Linked DNA regions of Homo sapiens: region 1 is linked to region 2. Evidence: read pairs that join two places in POLR2A ChIA-PET (ENCODE). Cell type or tissue: Caco-2. All regions are shown on one strand.

Evidence for each region. Peaks named below come from ENCODE experiments on the same cell type or tissue, not always from the same donor. Only the 100,000 strongest peaks of a DNase experiment are listed, where the experiment ranks them.
Region 1: POLR2A ChIA-PET joins it to region 2 with 6 read pairs; 10 of 35 experiments call an interaction of 5 or more read pairs at or near these places.

What each region holds. Positions count from the first base shown.
Region 1 is chr6:37,705,444-37,713,443 of GRCh38, reverse strand. No RefSeq gene overlaps it. Among named protein-coding and RNA genes, the nearest start is that of MDGA1, 12 kb to the right of the region's middle. RefSeq lists a silencer at 7,609-7,868. In Caco-2, no CTCF peak of the experiment used is centred here; no DNase peak of the experiment used is centred here.
Region 2 is chr6:37,550,054-37,558,053 of GRCh38, reverse strand. MIR4462 (microRNA 4462) reads left to right here and starts at 2,632; the gene lies at 2,632-2,689. RefSeq lists enhancers at 726-935, 1,146-1,245, 1,356-1,405, 1,956-2,045, 3,672-4,172 and 2 more and a silencer at 4,027-4,321. In Caco-2, no CTCF peak of the experiment used is centred here; DNase peaks (open chromatin) are centred at 3,373 and 4,173.

The DNA of each region.
Region 1 (8,000 bases), 160 kb before region 2:
GGAAAGGAAGAGCCCAAGGTTAGGTTCCAGGCGTCTGCCCGGGTGATGAGAGAATGACGAGCCATTCACCAAGATGAGAAACATGGGAGAAGGAATGGGGTTTTGTGGTTTTTTTTTGTTGTTGTTGTTGTCTTGTTTTGTTTCTGAGATGGAGTCTTGCTCTGTTGCCCAGGCTGGAGTGCAGTGGCGCAATCTCAGTTTACTGCAAACTCTACCTCCTGGGTTCAAGCGATTCTCCTGCCTCAGCCTCTTGAGTAGCTGGGATTACAGGCATCCGCCACCACGCCCGGCTAATTTTTTGTACTTTTAGTAGAAACGGGGTTTCACCATGTTGGCCAGACTGGTCTCGAACTCTTGACCTCAGGTGATCCTCCTGCCTCAGCCTCCCAAAGTGCTGAGATTACAGGAGTGAGCTACTGTGCCCAGCCAGGGTTGTGTTTTAAGCAGATAGCTGGGCAGCCTCAGGGGGCTCAGCCAGAATATACAGCTCATCATCGCCAACAATTACCAAGTGCAGGCAGCACTCCTGGCCCTGGGCTAAGGGCTTACCTCACTGGATGTGGTGAAGATTCAAGAGTTAATACTTGTAATTGGTGTAGAATAGTGCCTCTCACAAAATAAGCACTCTGGAAGAATTTGCTCTTATGTTTACTACTGTTAGCCTTGTTTTACAGACAAGCAAACTGGGGCACAGAGAGGTGATGTAACCTGCTTAAGGTCACACAGCTAAGAAGCTGGCAGTCAGACTCCAGAGAAATGCTCCTGGCCCCACGCCACACTGTCTGCAGGTCACTGAGTGGTAATCAGAACCATGGGATGGATGAGCTCATGAGGGGGCAGTGTGACAAGGATAAAAGCAGGGGCCAAGGTTCTGGGCCAACTAGGGAGACCCTGGAGCTCACAGTGAACTTGTTCACCACAGAAACGGTGCTGAGGGTCCTTTGCTGGAAAGTGGGGATAAACATAGCACCTCTTAAAGGGCTGTGATGAGGGTGGAGGGAGATAATGCTGCACATGGAACCCGTAAAGCTTAGTTATTAGGATTAGTGGTGCTTGTGTTTGCATCTCCAGTCACTCGGAACCTCAGTTTCCTCCTCTATAGACTGGAGACCCTAATGACATCCCAGGGTTCCCACGATTACATGAGCGAATACGTGACTGCCCTTTGAGGACTGTGGAGTGTTCTACAAAGGTGGTGTATAGTCGTCCTCCAGCAATGGATTGGTAAAGGAGAGTGGGAGCCTGCCTTGAACTGGTGGACAGCTCAGGCCCTCATCAGGCAATTGGGTGAGGTTGGCAGGGTGGCTGGGAGGATGCGGGCCAGGCCTGGGCTGGCACCAGCTCACCAGGCCTGGGAGGAGTGATTGAGGCTGATAGACTGAGGCCTCCCCCATGCCTCTCCTATCTCAAGTTGAACAGTGTGGCATTCAATGCTGCTGCATCCTGGATGTACTCTTGCCTCTGCATGTGTGTGTGTATATATGTGTGGACATGCACACATAGGGGGAGCCCCTAACTTCCAGAGTCAGGAGGTGGCAGGTATGAAGTTTTCGTTGGGAAACCTGCTTCTTGAATGAATTCTATCCTGACCTCCTCTGACATTCAGTAAATGTAGTTGGAGTCCTTTAGAGCATTTGGTCTGTTTGGGTGTCTGTCCTGATATCTGTAAGCCAAGCCTGTGCATGTAGGTCTGTAGGGGCCGAGTAACAGTGCCAGTGAGCCCCACAGGGAGTGATGACAGGATGACTGTCGTCGCCAGGTTGCCGTGGTTATATACCGTGGCATATGCTGGTGGTGCCAATGGTGATGGTGTTGAGGGTGGGTCAATGGTGGCCTCTTGGCTGCCCCTTTCACACACTGCAGCCATTTTTCCTGCAGGTCGGGCCTTTCCTTGAGAAGGAATGGTGATGAGGGGGAGGCTGGGAGGAGAAGCAAGGAAGAGGAGAGGCATCCTTATCTCTCAGTACCTGGTGTTCTAACAGCAGCCCCTCCCTGACAGCCCAGCTTTTGCAATATCACTTTTTTCCTCCGGAGAGCAGTTCACTTTTGCTGGTATGATCAGGAAGGTAACAAGTGGGGAAAACTCCCTCCTACAGCATTTTAATCTAGGTGGGGTGAACACGCTCTGCCTGGCCTCCCTCCAGACCTTTGCTTAAATTGTCCCCACCACCTGGAACACCCTCCCTTGAGGCAGACATCTCACCTCAAAGCCTCAGCCTCAAATACGTCTCCTTCATTAAGCCTTCCTAGGTCTCGCATGATAGAACTGATTCCTCTGTTCTTGGTGTGCTCCTAGGTTGCAAAGGCGATTGTGTGGTAGCTGTGGATGGCTTTGAGGCCAACAAATCTGGGTGGGCCAGATTGTGTTACACCATAAATTGGATCAATGTCCTTCTCTGTTTTAGACTGTCAGCCACTATGGTTTGAGTTTGTGTGGCCTGAGACACCAGGGCCTGCTACAGTGGTGTGTTGGTAAGTGTTCAACAACCACCTGTCTGGGGGAAAGGTCTTGCTTTGTAGCCTGAACGTGGAATTGAGAAGAGATGCTGCCAGCTTGTGAGCTGGTACGACTTAGAGTACACAGCTGCTGATTCATCTCTCTGAACCATAAATGTTAACATCAGCTAGTGCCTAGCACATAGTAGGCCCTCAATGCATGTTTGAATGAATAAATGATTATATAAATGAATGAATGAGGCATTGGGTGGGTAGGTAAAATTCAATTAAGTGGCTAGAGCAGTGGTGATTCATGGCTGGCTTCGGGGTGGCGGGGGCAGGAGAGAGGGGGTTATATCTGTTGGGCAGAGGCATTGGTGGCCGGCACCAGGCAGATCCAAGATGTCACAGCCCACCACCCAGAAGGTCCTCCTGCCTCCCCTAGGCTTCCCCCAATGCCAAGGCTGCTTCACATTCTCTCATAAATAACCTGTAATGCTGCTGAATGCAGTTTTCTTGTTGGGGGTTTTGTTTCTTCAATCATGACAAAAGCCACACTAATGAGTTATTGGAAAAACCAAGCCCTGCTCCAGGCCAAATAGGCTGGGTGAGCACAGAGAGGGAGGTGCTGAGCATGGCAGCCAAGGCTGGGCAGGAGGTTTAGTGAGTCTCTGAAGAGAGCTGTCACGCAAGAGGGGATTTAAAGCACCCCAATAGCTTACAAGTGCCCAGGGCTTTACAGTTGGCACAGACTCTCTCCAGGAATCCTCCACAGCCTGGCTGGGTGGGTGTCATTAACATCCCGCTCCTCCAGGGGTTTCCACCTCAGGGCCTTTGTACCTTCTGCTCCCTCTGTCTAAAACGCCCTTGCCTCCAGCTATTCATCTGTCTCCCTACTCACTTCACTTGGCTTCCCAGAGAGACCTTCCCTGTCTACCCTGCCTAAAGTGATATCATCCCTCATTCTCCACCCCCTTGCCCTAGTATCATTTTGTTTTCCTGGCATCCATCATCACCTGATGTCTTGGGTTAGATTTTCCCAGAAGCAGGCCCTAAGACAAGGATTGCAGGGCAGGTGGTATTTGGTGACTCCAAGAAACACCCATAGGAGAATGGGGGAAGTGAAACAGGGGAGGGAACGCAGCCCATAAGGGGTGCAATATTTATCCAGTTACCACTGTGGGGAGCTGGAGCTCGGTCTCACTGGGGAACTCTGGGGGACAGTGTAGGGCATGCCCTCTGGGACATCCTGCCTGAGGGGTGAGGGAGCTGGTATTTATGCGGCTCCTGTGAGTCACTCTCTGAGGGCTGCTCCTGGGGACCTCAGGGGCCCTGGCCCTTTTGGCTGCTATGTGGGCAGGCAAAGAAGGTCTTGGGCAGAGACATATAGTGATCCTCCCATTTTCCCATTTAATCCCTCTAACAGCCCTATGAGGTGGGCACTATTTTTTTTTTTTTTTTTGAGACAGGGTCTCACTCTGTTGCCCAGGCTGGAATGCAGCAGTGCAATCACAGCTCACTGCAGCCTCAAACCCCCAGGCTCAAGGGGTCCTCCCAAAATCAACTCCAGCCTGGGCAACACAGGGAGACCCCATCTCTACAGAAAATTTTAAAAAGTAGCCAGGTGTGGTGGCATGCACCTGTGGTCCCAGCTATTTGAAAGGCTGAGGTGGGAGGATCACTTGAGTCCAGGAATTTGAGGCTGCAGTGAGCTGGGATCTTGCTGCTGCACTCCAGCCTGGGTGACAGAGCAAACTTGTCTCAAAGAAAAAGAAAAAAGAAAAGAAACTGAGGCACAGAGAGGGTCCTCAGGGTCATGATGCTGTTTAGTAGCAGGTTGGTACTTATTACTGTTTAATGTTCTTTCCCGTGTTTCATTCCCCACGGTCTGTGCAAATGAACATGTGAGCGTGTGGGAGAGAATCTGTATGTGTGTTCTTCATTTGCTCATTTGTTCATCATGCAGAGCTCAGGGACCTGTTGTCCTCTATAGATAGAATATAAACTGTATAAATAATGTAAATATCATCTCGATTATGTAAAAACCTGCATATAGAATAAAGATGGAAAGGACAGATAATACCATTTTAATGATTACCGTGGGTGATGGGATTATAGGTGATTTACATTTCTGTCGTTATATGTTTCTGTTTCTCTCCAGTTTTCTACAAGCAGCATGTATTATTTTTACAATCAGAAATAAATGTTATTTTCAAATATGGTTTTTTTAAAATTAAGTTCCTTTTGTGTTTCCCCTGCAGCTTCCTCGCTGTGCCAGGCAGTCAGGCCTCACCTGGGGTTTGGCCTTGCCTGGCCAGACCTCCAGGAGGCCTCCTGTGTGTGCTGCTCAGCTCAGACCCCTTCATCCAGAGGCCCTTAGATCCCTCTGCACTGGAGTGGGTTTGAATTTACTCTGCAACATCTGCATGCAATAAATGTCATGCTGTGTTTTTTTTTTTGAAGTCACATAAATTCTGATTCCAAATCTCCAATTGCCACAGTGCTGAGAAATCAGCCTTAGTTATGTTCAGGGGGATTCTCTAGGGTCACAGAAGAATCTGGGACCCAGGAAAAGAGGCCCTGTGCCTTGTGGTTGCCATGGTAGTTGACTCCTGTTGCTGTGGCTCCTGAACCCTGGGTCAGGCCTCAGGCAGGCCCTGCTGCCCTGGACACACTCTGAGAGGTCTTCACAGTAGCTCTCTCGATGACCACAGGAGGACCCCGAAGACCCTCAGGGCCTCAGCACACAAACAACCCCATCTGGCACTGCAGGCCAGAGGAACACAGACAAAGGCCTCATCTCTGTCGCTTCCAGCTTGGGGAGGCCCCATCTCCCTTCTCCTTCCATTTTACTCTCCATCAGGAGACCTCCACCTCCTAAACCTAACTGAGTCGGGACATCCCTCTGCTTTGACGACAAACCCCAAAGCTACTTGAGGCAACCCACCCCGCCCCTGCAACCACCAAAAAAACCAACCAAACAAAAAACCCGACTCAGACTCTGGCTTCAGTTCTTTTCTTGGGATGGAAGATGGAAGGTCGTTATTCCAAGCGCAATGGGAAAACACAAAATAAAATTTCAGCATAGATCCTGGCTACACAACTCATGCCTGAACCTTAATTTAAGGCTTCTCAGGCCTCTCCTTGCCAGGTCAACCAAAGACAGAGAAGCACTTACGTGCCGGGGGAATAGGATGGAGTCAGGGCAGCCCTACCTTCCCCTTTGTAGAATGCGGGTTGGAGATGGGAGGTATTGAAGGGAAGCCCAGGAATTGGAGTCAGAGAGACTCGACATGTGGACCCAAAGTAGATGCTCAGTAAATTCCTCTCGTATGAATAAATCCAATCTTGGGCACAGTCCTTCACATCTCTGAGCCTTACCATCTTTATCTGAAAAATGGGCATCTACTCAGTCAACAACCATTTCTTGATTACCAGGCACCCTTTAAGCTATGCGGGATATAGCAGTGAACATGACAAAGATCCTCCCTGACAGAAGCTCCATTTTGTGGGTAAGACACAATAAACGGGTCATGTCATATCCGCTCTAGTAGGATGGGTTGGTACCCAGCCTCTGTCCCCTCATCCTAACTTCATTGCCCTCAGCTGACTTCTAATTGCCTCCCCACCGCAGCCTCCCAAGTGCTGAGATTACAGGCATGAGCCACTGCACCGGGCCCATCAGTTTCTTAATCTGTACAGTAAGGTTGATGAAACCTCATTTAACCACCTTACAACATTTTCGAGAGGGCCAAATTCGGAAGTCATTTATTGGCTGTAGTGATATCATTAGGTCATGTGGTGGAGAAAAAAGAATGAGGAGCCTCAGCTTCTGGCATTTAATTTGCTGTGTGGCTTTGAGGCAGTTCCTTAGTTTCTCTGGTCTTTAGCTACCCACTTTGTTAAATAAAGGACTGGCTTATGATTCCTAACAAAATAATAATGTTTAGTATGCTTACTATATGCCAGGCACTATGCCTAGCACATTTCATATACATTTTCTCATTTAATCCTTCTAACAGCCCTATGAGGTTGGCACTTTCTTGTTTTGAGACAGGGTCTCACTCTGTTGCCCAGGCTGGAATGCAGTGACTTGATCATGGTTCACTGCAGCCTTGACCTGCTCAAGGGATTCTCCTGCCTCAGCCTCCCACGTAGCTGGCACTACAGGTGCGTGCCACCATGCCTGGCTAGTTTTCTTAAATTTTTGATTCACAGAGATGAGGTGTCCTTATGTTGCCCAGGCTGGTCTTGAACTCCTGGGCTCAAGCAATCCTCCCACCTCAGGCTTCCAAGGTGCTGGGATTACAGGCATGAGGCACCATGCCTGGCCTTGCACCATTCTTATGGAACCTGAGATACAGAGAGGTTAGGTAACCGGCCATGGTCGCTCAGCTAGTAAGCAGTAGTGCTGGGATAAAAATTAAGGACTTCTGAGCACTGCTGTCCAATAAAACTCCTGTGATGAGGGTAATGTTGTATATCTTTGTTGTCCAACACGGTAACCACTAGTGTGACTGTGAGCACTTGAAATGTGGCCAGCGTGACTGAGAAACTGACATAAATATCTACCAGTAGCTATGCCTTGGCCAGCGCAGCTCTAGTGTGCCAGTTTTTGGCCCCACTTCTTCGTGAGACGCAGCACCAAGTAGTGGTGAAGAGTATAGACTCTGACTCTGGAGCCAGATTCTCTAGTTCGATTGAACACAACTTACTAGCTATCTGTGACTGAACCTCTCTGTTCCTCAGTTGCCCCTCTAAAATGAAGATGACAAAGGTGGTCATGAAAGCAAATGGCCTTTATTATGGGCATTTGATGCTTATGAATTGTAGCACGCTCCTTCAGATAAACCTTGGGTTAGAGGATGAAAAGGGGGACAGATGGGCAGGCCGGATCATCCTTTAGTGACTGAGTGGGCCGGTGCCTGGGGATTCCTTCCAAGCCCGTGCCAGGCATGGATCCCAAAGGCCCCCTGGGATGGTGGGCATGGAGGGTCCCCAAGGAGAGCCGGGAGAGCCACGTAATAAGACGAGTTAATCAAAAGGGCAGCGAGTCCCCAGGGCTCACAGCGCTCGTCTCACAGCGAGCATGCGCAGGAGAAGGCCCGATGGCTCCTTCCCCCGCCCCCGTCTCTCTCTGAACCATCCGCAGCGTGGCCTGCAGGAGTGGGGGCCAGAACAAGAGCGACCTGGAGGGTGAGGGGCCAAGACAGGAGTTGGCGGCGGGGGCTTGGGGGTGGGTTGGGAAGAGAAGGAGCGAGGGAAGTGAGGTACAGGGTAGGATGACCCGCCAGCTTGTCCTGGGGTCAGGTCAGACCCGAGGGCGTGGCAGCAGGGCCCCCACGTTGTACTGGGGGGGCGGAGGGGGCGGGCGCCATGTCTGTCGTATCCTATGTGAATGGCGCCCCCTGTAGTTTATGCCACGCAGCGGTCGCGGGTGTGCTGAACGCCTCCAAGTCCACGCCAGATTTCCCGCCCCCCACCCCCTTTTACGTGGATCAAAAAGAGCTAATGGCTAAAGGAAAAAGAATTGGCTGGGAGGGTTAAACAGAAAGGGAGCAAGG
Region 2 (8,000 bases):
TGGCAGAGGATCGGGAGCTTCAAGTTGGGAGAGGGTGGGCTCAGGGGTAGAGAGTGTGCTGAGGACTCAGGGTGATGAGGCAGGGACTGGGAGAGAAGATCAGGGGAGGAAAGCTGCCGCCCACTCTGCCATCAGGTACCAATGACTCAGGGCAGAGTCCATCTGGGGAGGGCCAGCGTGAGAGTCGGGCTAATCCCAGGAAAGTGAATCTGCCACAGAGAGATTTTTATCCGATTTGCCATGGTCTCCCTCCAGGGACTTCATGTTCTGCTAAGACAGAGGCAAAGAGAAAGCTCACCCCTGGAGATGACCTCTTTGAGTCTCTGGCTGTGCTTCTATTCGGAGGAAGACATAGGCGTCTGTGCCACAGCATCCCCTAGGGAGGACCTGGAGCGGGCTGCAGGGAACAGAGCTGAGAAGTCAGGGAGAGGTAGGGAAAGGTCAGGGGAAGCAAGGCAGAGGTTAAGGGAGGCCTTGGGAGAAGGCAGGGTCACAGAAACCATGAAAATGCAGGAGGCCCCAGCCCAGCACCATGGGGAGGCTGCACAAGGAGGCCCACAGAGCCCCCGGAAGACAAAAGCCAGGGTCAGAGAGGATGTGGGGCCGAGGCTAACTGCACTGACGGATGGTAGCTTCTCTTTCCCCGGGTGCTCCTGAGGGAAAGGGGGATTTCTAAAGTCCCATGTGGCTTGGGTCCCCATACACTAATCCACAGAGGATCGTATGACTAAGCAAGACCTCCTGGGCCACCAGAGCGTCCTGTCAGCATCCACTGAGGTGGGGACTGCGCTTGGCACCTGGAAAGAAGGCCCCAGTCTGCCCTGAGCCTGATGGCCAAGATGGTCGCATCTGGCCCACCGTGGAGTCAGGGCAAGGGCCTAGGTCAGAGGGAACGGGACGCCCTCCCTCCAGATCATGAGGCCTGGACAGCCGGACGGGGATCAAGACAGTTGCCAGGGAGGGATGGAAAAAAGAAGAGGTAAAGCCACTGCTGTAAGAGGCTAGCCCCATCTCAGTGGCTCAGCCTGTGAAAGTTCATTTCCTGCTCAGTCACAGTCCAGCGCCAGCACTGCTGTCAGGGTGGCCTCCCCTGGCTCCCTCCCTCCTCTGGCTCTGCCCCCTTGAAGACCTCTGACTTCTCCTTGTGCAGCCGCCAGACAGGGAAAGACCAATTCTTCATCCTTCCATCTGAAAGCAGCACACCACGCCTTGCACAGAGTCCATAGGGGAGAACTAGAAATTCGGCCCCACATATACACAAAGGGTTCTGAAAAATGGGGTTCCTGGCTGGGCAGCTACTTCTCAGCCAGACACTCCACACCGAGGAAAGAGGAGCCTGGATTTGTAACGGACTGTGGGCCAGGTCTGCCTCCGGTACCAGCATCCACTGTATACCTCTTCTGGGCTGGGCTTCTCATCTTTGCAGCCACTGTTGAAAATGAAAGACAGCTATTTTTTATGTTTTATGTTTTTGGGGATAGAGTTTCGCTCTTGTCACCGAGGCTGGAGTGCAGTGGCACAGTCTCAGTTTACTGCAACCTCCGCCTCCCGGGTTCAAGCGATTCTCCTGCGTCAGCCTCCCGAGTAGCTGGGATTACAGGCACTCGCCACCACACCCAGCTAATTTTTGTATTGTTAGTAGAGACGGGGTTTCACCATGTTAGCCAGGATGGTCTCGATCTCTTGACCACGTGATCCACCCGCCTCGGCCTCCCTAAGTGCTGGGATTACAGGTGTGAGCCACCGCGCCCAGCCAGGGCTTTTCTTGATGTTAAAAGTTCTCGAGAAGAAGGAGACTTCCAGGACTTTCCAGGGTCCCATACTCATTTGAGAGTGCTGAGATTACAGGCGTGAGCCACCACGCCAGGCCTAGACCCATTTTACACGTGAGAAACGGAAGAAGCTCAGAGATGTCCAGACTCAGCCGGCGGTGGCACAGCTGGCTGTGAAGCTGGGTGCTCGCAGGCCAAGGCCACGTCACTTTCTCTTCCCAGCTCACCGGGTTGTTTCTCTAGAAAATGCCCGAGAGATGGAGACAGACAAAAAGGAGGAAGTAGGGGCGTGGTGAGGGAGAGAAAGAAAAGACAGGGGAGAGAGGACAAGCCAGAGAGAGGCACAAATGGAAAGAGAAAATCTCAGAGCCTCACAGTAGTGAAGCTTGAGATGAGAAAGAACGGTGACTCCGTCTCCCCACCCACCCCACCTTCTCCTGCAAAAATGACTTGTCTCCCAGGGAGGGCCACTGGGCATCCCCGTTCCACACCCCTGCTGGCTTCAGGGCCAACCCTAGGTCACCTCCCCTGAGCTCCCCCTGCTTGGTCTCACCTCTTTGTGGGAAGGTCTGGCTTTAAATGTGCCCCAGATACCCAAGTTCAAATCCAGCCTCTGCACTTACTACTGACAGACCTTGAGCGATTGAGGAGCTCAGTGAAGATGCGGTGGGTGAATGAAAGCACTTTGTAAACCCCAGCAAGAGATGGTTCTGGGTTGCCTGTTCTCAGGGGCGAGATGGGGAGCAGCTCAGGGAGCATGAAGGGGATGGCGGCGTGAAGCCCTGCTGGCTTCCTGCCCTAGACAGTGCCCCGAGGGAGGGACGGGAAGATATAAATAAGACACGTAAAGGCCTCTGTGCTTCCCAGCTGCCCTAAGTCAGGAGTGGCTTTCCTGACACGGAGGGTGGCTTGGGAAATGAAAAGTGAATGGGTTGCTAAAATGTTTTACTTCCCCGGTGTTGTTGGTGGGGCTTTAATGAGGAGCCATGCATCACTTGGCCCCCTCGCCCCGGCAGATGATAAAGGGCCACCGCTCCCCGCGGGCCTCAGAACAACCCACCACTGCCTGGCTTGTAAATTGTTATGGCCCAATGAAGAGCTTGCCCTTAAATGTCACTCACCCAGGAATTAAGGTGAAGACAGGCACAGGGACTTGCCAGTGGCACGGCCCAAGGTGGGGGCTAGCAGGAGTGGGCCCTGCAGGATGGGGTGAGGGGCAGACTCCTCGGGAAGGGCAGTTGGATACCAGGTCTGGGGTTAATGAAAAGTGCCCCCTGCCCCCTAAGTGATCATTATCTCCAGTAATTATCCTTGCTCCTGGGGGGAAGCAGGGAGGGGCGCACTGAAGAGCTGTCATTAGAATGGACTGGCTAAAGAATCCAGACCTGGCGCACTGGCCTGGGGTCCTCAGCCTCTCTCCCCCTCTCTCTTCCCCATTCCATCTCCCCGCCACCCCACCTGTCTTCCTCCCCACCTCCACCTCTCTCCCCCCTCCCTGCCAATCTTTCTCTCTCAACCCAGTTGCCTGCATGGTTCACAGGTTTCTCTTTGCCCTGTGGACCCCAGGGTAGATTGAGAAGGAATCTTAATGAGTCTGACTCAGGCCGGCATCACGCAGGCTGCCCCGCTGTCTAGCTTCATTTTCTAACTTTGGGGGCACGGAAAGGTCGGCTTCCACCTCTTCCCTGGAGGCCCTTCTCTAGAAGAAGGTAGAACTTCAGGTGCCTTCCAGGAAGAAAGTGAGCTTTAGGTGCTTCCCAAGCGTGACCCTCTTCCCTCTCCTGTAACCTTTTAGCATTGTGGAATAAATCTCACGTCCAGAAAAGGGCATGAAACAAATGTTTCATTAACACATTATTTCAAAGCAGAGTAGCCACCACCTCAGTCACAGACCAGAACCTCACCAGCACCCAGCAGCTTGCGGATCCCTTCCCGTTGACCTTCTCTTCCCCAGAGGTCCCAGGCAGTCGCTTCCTACCTTTCTCTGTGTGTTCCCTCAACAACGTGCTTCAGTTTTCCCTGTTTCTGAACTTTATATAAATAGAGTCCTGCAGGATGCGGTGGCTCATGCCTGTAATCCCAACACTTTAGGGGGCCAAGGTGGGTGGATCACGAGGTCAGGAGTTTGAGACCAGCCTCACCAACACAGTGAAACCCCGTCTCTACTAAAAATACAAAAATTAGCCAGGTGTGGTGGCACGCACCTGTAGTCCCAGCTACTCGTGAGGCTGAGGCAGGAGAATCGCTTGAACCCAGGAGGCGGAGGTTGCAGTGAGCCGAGATTGCACCATTGAACTCCAGCCTGGGAGACAGAGCGAAAAAAAAAAAAAAAAATAGAGTCCCATGTACGCATTCTTTCGTATCTGGCTTCTTTCAGCCAGCCTGGAGGTGTTTGTGTGACTCATCTCTGTGGCTCGGGTAGTCACAGTTCATTCATTCTCATTGTCCTAGAGAGCTTGTCACTGTCTGCATGCTACAGCCCTGCCACCCATCTCCCCAGCCCACATGTCACCAGCTGCAGCATCTTCAAGTTTTGGGGCTCCTGTGCAGGAGGGATGTGACTGATCCTTCCTGCCAGGAAATTCCCCTTAGGTCTAACCTCTTTCTCCCTCACCCACACTTTGCTGGTTTGCTGCCTCTGATGAAGTCAGGGGAGAGGAAAGATACAGCAAAAATAACACATCAATAGCATTTGCAAGGCATTTTTCAAGTATGAAGCACTTCTTAATACACTAATTAAGTGAGATGGTCATTATCATCCTGTTCTAAGCATTTTATATTTTTAACTCATTTAACCCTCAGAACCACCTTTGAAGTAGGTGCTATTATTATCCCTATTTTATAGACATGGGAACTGAGAAGTTAAAGAATTTGTCCAAGGTAGGGTTGCCAGATAAAATACAGAATGAGCAGTTACATTTGAATTTCAGATAAGCAAGGAATTTTTTAAAGCATAAATATATCCCAAACACTGCATATTAAATTCAAATGGGCATCTTATATTTTTGACTTCCTGAATCTAGCAACCCTAGTCCAAGGTCACAGTGCAAGTAACAGTAAAGCCAAGATTCAGACCCCAGCTCCTACCCCACAGCCTTGTGCCCTTAGCCACTGCTCTCCTGTTACAGTGGGACCACACTAAGGCCCTGGCGTCCAGGGAGAAAAGCAGATGCATTTGAAACTGTTGAGTAAATCAAACAAGCAAGGCTAGGAAACAGATTTGCTATGGAGGCTAAAGGAGAGGGAGGAATTAAGAAAGGAGTTCAGGCCGGGCACAGTGGCTCACGCCTGTAATCCCAGCACTTTGGGAGGCCGAGGCAGGTGGATCACCCGAAGTTGGGAGTTTGAGACCACCCTGACCAACATGGAGAAACCCCATCTCTACTAAAAATACAAAAATTAGCCGGGCATAGTGGCGCATGCCTGTAATCCCAGCTACTCGGGAGGCTGAGGCAGGAGAATCACTTGAACCTTGGAGGTGGAAGTTGCCGTGAGCCGAGATCGTGCCATTGCACTCCAGCCTGGGCAACAAGAGTGAAACTCTGTCAGAAAGGAAGGAAGGAAGGAAGGGAGGGAGGGAGGGAGGGAGGGATGGAGGGAGGGAGGGAAGAGAGGTCAGTTTCTGGCTCCAGTAGGCAAGATTCAGACAGGAGGCTTCTTGCTAGGAATCGCCCAGCTCAGAGGAGACAGGGCATCTCCCAAGGCTGGGTCACCTGGGGGCTGGTGGCCAACCCCTCCAATCCTCATTCTCCATCTGGTCTGAAGGGATTTGGCTCAGCCCTGCCTGGCTCAGATACTTCAATCCTTCCATTTCTCACATGGCCCCAATCTCCAGCCTCAAAATTCATAAACAAACCACCTCATCCAACTGCTAGGCTCTCACCAGGGCCTGCCCTCTACCCTCCGTGGGCCCTGTGCCAGGGCGAATTGCCCTCTTTGGATGGGATGCAACCGAAAAGCCTCCCAACTGTAAAAATCACAAAATGTTTGGGATGGTGTCAGAGGCTGCAAATGTGGATACGTGCTTTTATTTTGCATAGAATAATGCATTTAATTACTTCTTCCAGGGGAAGCCTGTTTGGAAGATAGTTGAAGGCAATGCTAATAATAGCACTTTGCACCGAGGGCCTCAAACGTAGAGGAAGAGCCATGAGAGCATTTCATTTCTGTTCCTGAGAACTTGAAAGCTCCTGCAAACACTTGCGCCTTCTTCCTCAAGAGGCAGAGGGAAATGTGAAGAAAATGCTGCGGGTTTTCGCTTTTAACTCGCTGTTTTGATCCTCTGCAGCCGCTAGGATATCGGACTCCCAGAGAGACTGGGCGGGGTAGAGGGTGGTTATTGTCTGGTGGAAAGAGTGTGGAACTGGGGGACACAACTTTTCTTCTCCTTCCTTCTACCATACCCCAAAGGGCAGGGCCAGAGGGAGCCCCCCAAAAATGCCTGCCCTGGCTGAGGCTGTTTTATGCACAGAGCACTGCACAGTGAATCAGGATAATCTATTTTGCCAATTTGGTAAATTATGCTCCTTCTCTGGCCTTGGTCCTGCCCTAGGGTGTTAGGCAAATTGCTTAACTGCCCCGAGCCTTGTGTTCCTCATCTGTAAAATGGGCTCATAATGATACCTGCATAGAGGCATGCTATGAGGGTTAGATGAGTCAGATCATATGAATGGGCTTAGAACAGCGTCTGACCCACAGGAAGAGCTCCATAACAATAACAATTATTAGTTTCTGAGCAATGAGGAGTTTTGAACCAGATCAGGGACCAAGGAGATAAGGGTGCGAAGGGTGTAAGGAGACCTGGTGTGAGGCTTTAGGGAGCAGAGCCAGCTGTGGAACCCGGAGACAGCAGCCTGTGTAAACAAATTCAAATGTAAATTCTAAAAATGCTCTGCAAGCCAAACACAGTGGGTCTGTGGAGTGTGCAGAGCTCTGGGACCAGCAGTTTCAATGGGCTGAGCTTTATGGCTCCTTCTACCATGACAAATCTCTGTTATTTAAGTTCAGGCTCTACCACTCAAATATGGAACCAGCAGTGCCTTAGAGCCCTTCAAGTCCAACCAACCCCTTCACCCATTCTACAGGTGAGGAAACTGAGACCCATAGAGGGGAAGTGGCTGTTCCCCATGCAGGGCACTGTCCCACACGGCCTCCTAGCTTGCTGCTGTGTGCTCTTGGGGAAGTGGCTCCGGGCTGAGTTTTGCCTTTGCTTTGCACCCCTCCGGGCTGGGTTTTGCCTTTCCCAGAGAAGGAAGACCTTGGATTGGATGCCAACAAAATGTGGTGAAATAAGGATGAGTTTAGGAGCCAGAGAGGCCTGGATTTAAATCGTGGCTAAAACCTGGGCAGGATCTCTAGCCCCCAAGCCTTATCCCCATCGCCTCTATAGGGCTTGGTCTGTGGAGATATCAATACTTTAAGTTGCTTTACTTGGAGAAAGTCATTTATTCCTGGGAAGTGAGTCCTATTATTATCCCCAATTTACTGACAAGGCAACTGAGGCCCACAAAGGTCAAGTAACTTGCCCAAGGTCATGCATCGTGCAGGGTTGTCTATGGAAAGTATTCAGTGTCCGTTGTGTAGCCCAGTGCCCAGCACATAGCGTGCCAGGCACTCAGCATCAGCCCCATTGCCAATCCAGTCAGTGACTTCTAGGATGATGTCATCACAGCCAACACTCCCAGGAACCAGGAGACCTTTCACACACTGCATGGCTGTAGAATTAATAAAGTGTTGTAACCAAAGATTGGAAAAGAGACTAGGGGACTCGGCTCCTGGAGTGGAACTATTAAAAAAGAAAGAAGGCGCTCAGCTCCGCTACAGAGGAGTAAGAATAGGGCCCAGGCCTCCTCTTAGATGCTGGGCAAACACCAGGCGAGGGAGCATCCCTAACCAGCTCAATGTGTCTGCTGTTGGCCATAAAGATGGGGCTTATTAGCGCTATGGTGCTGGGAGAACCGAGGAGTAACAAAACAGCCTCTTTGGAGGGGGTAAAGAGGCAGGTTTATTACCCTCAGCAACGAGGGATGCTCAGGACCACAACCAGTCTCTCCTGATGAGGAGCCACAGCCCACCCCACTGGGACGCGGGGCCACCCCTACCCCACAGTCTCTGGACCTTTGCTCTCACCCGACTCCCCTGGCAGGAGCCAGAACGAGCTCCCTGACCTGTGCAGTCCTCCACCCTCGCCCATCCAGGCACAGCTGCTCCCTGCTTCCTCCTTGGTTT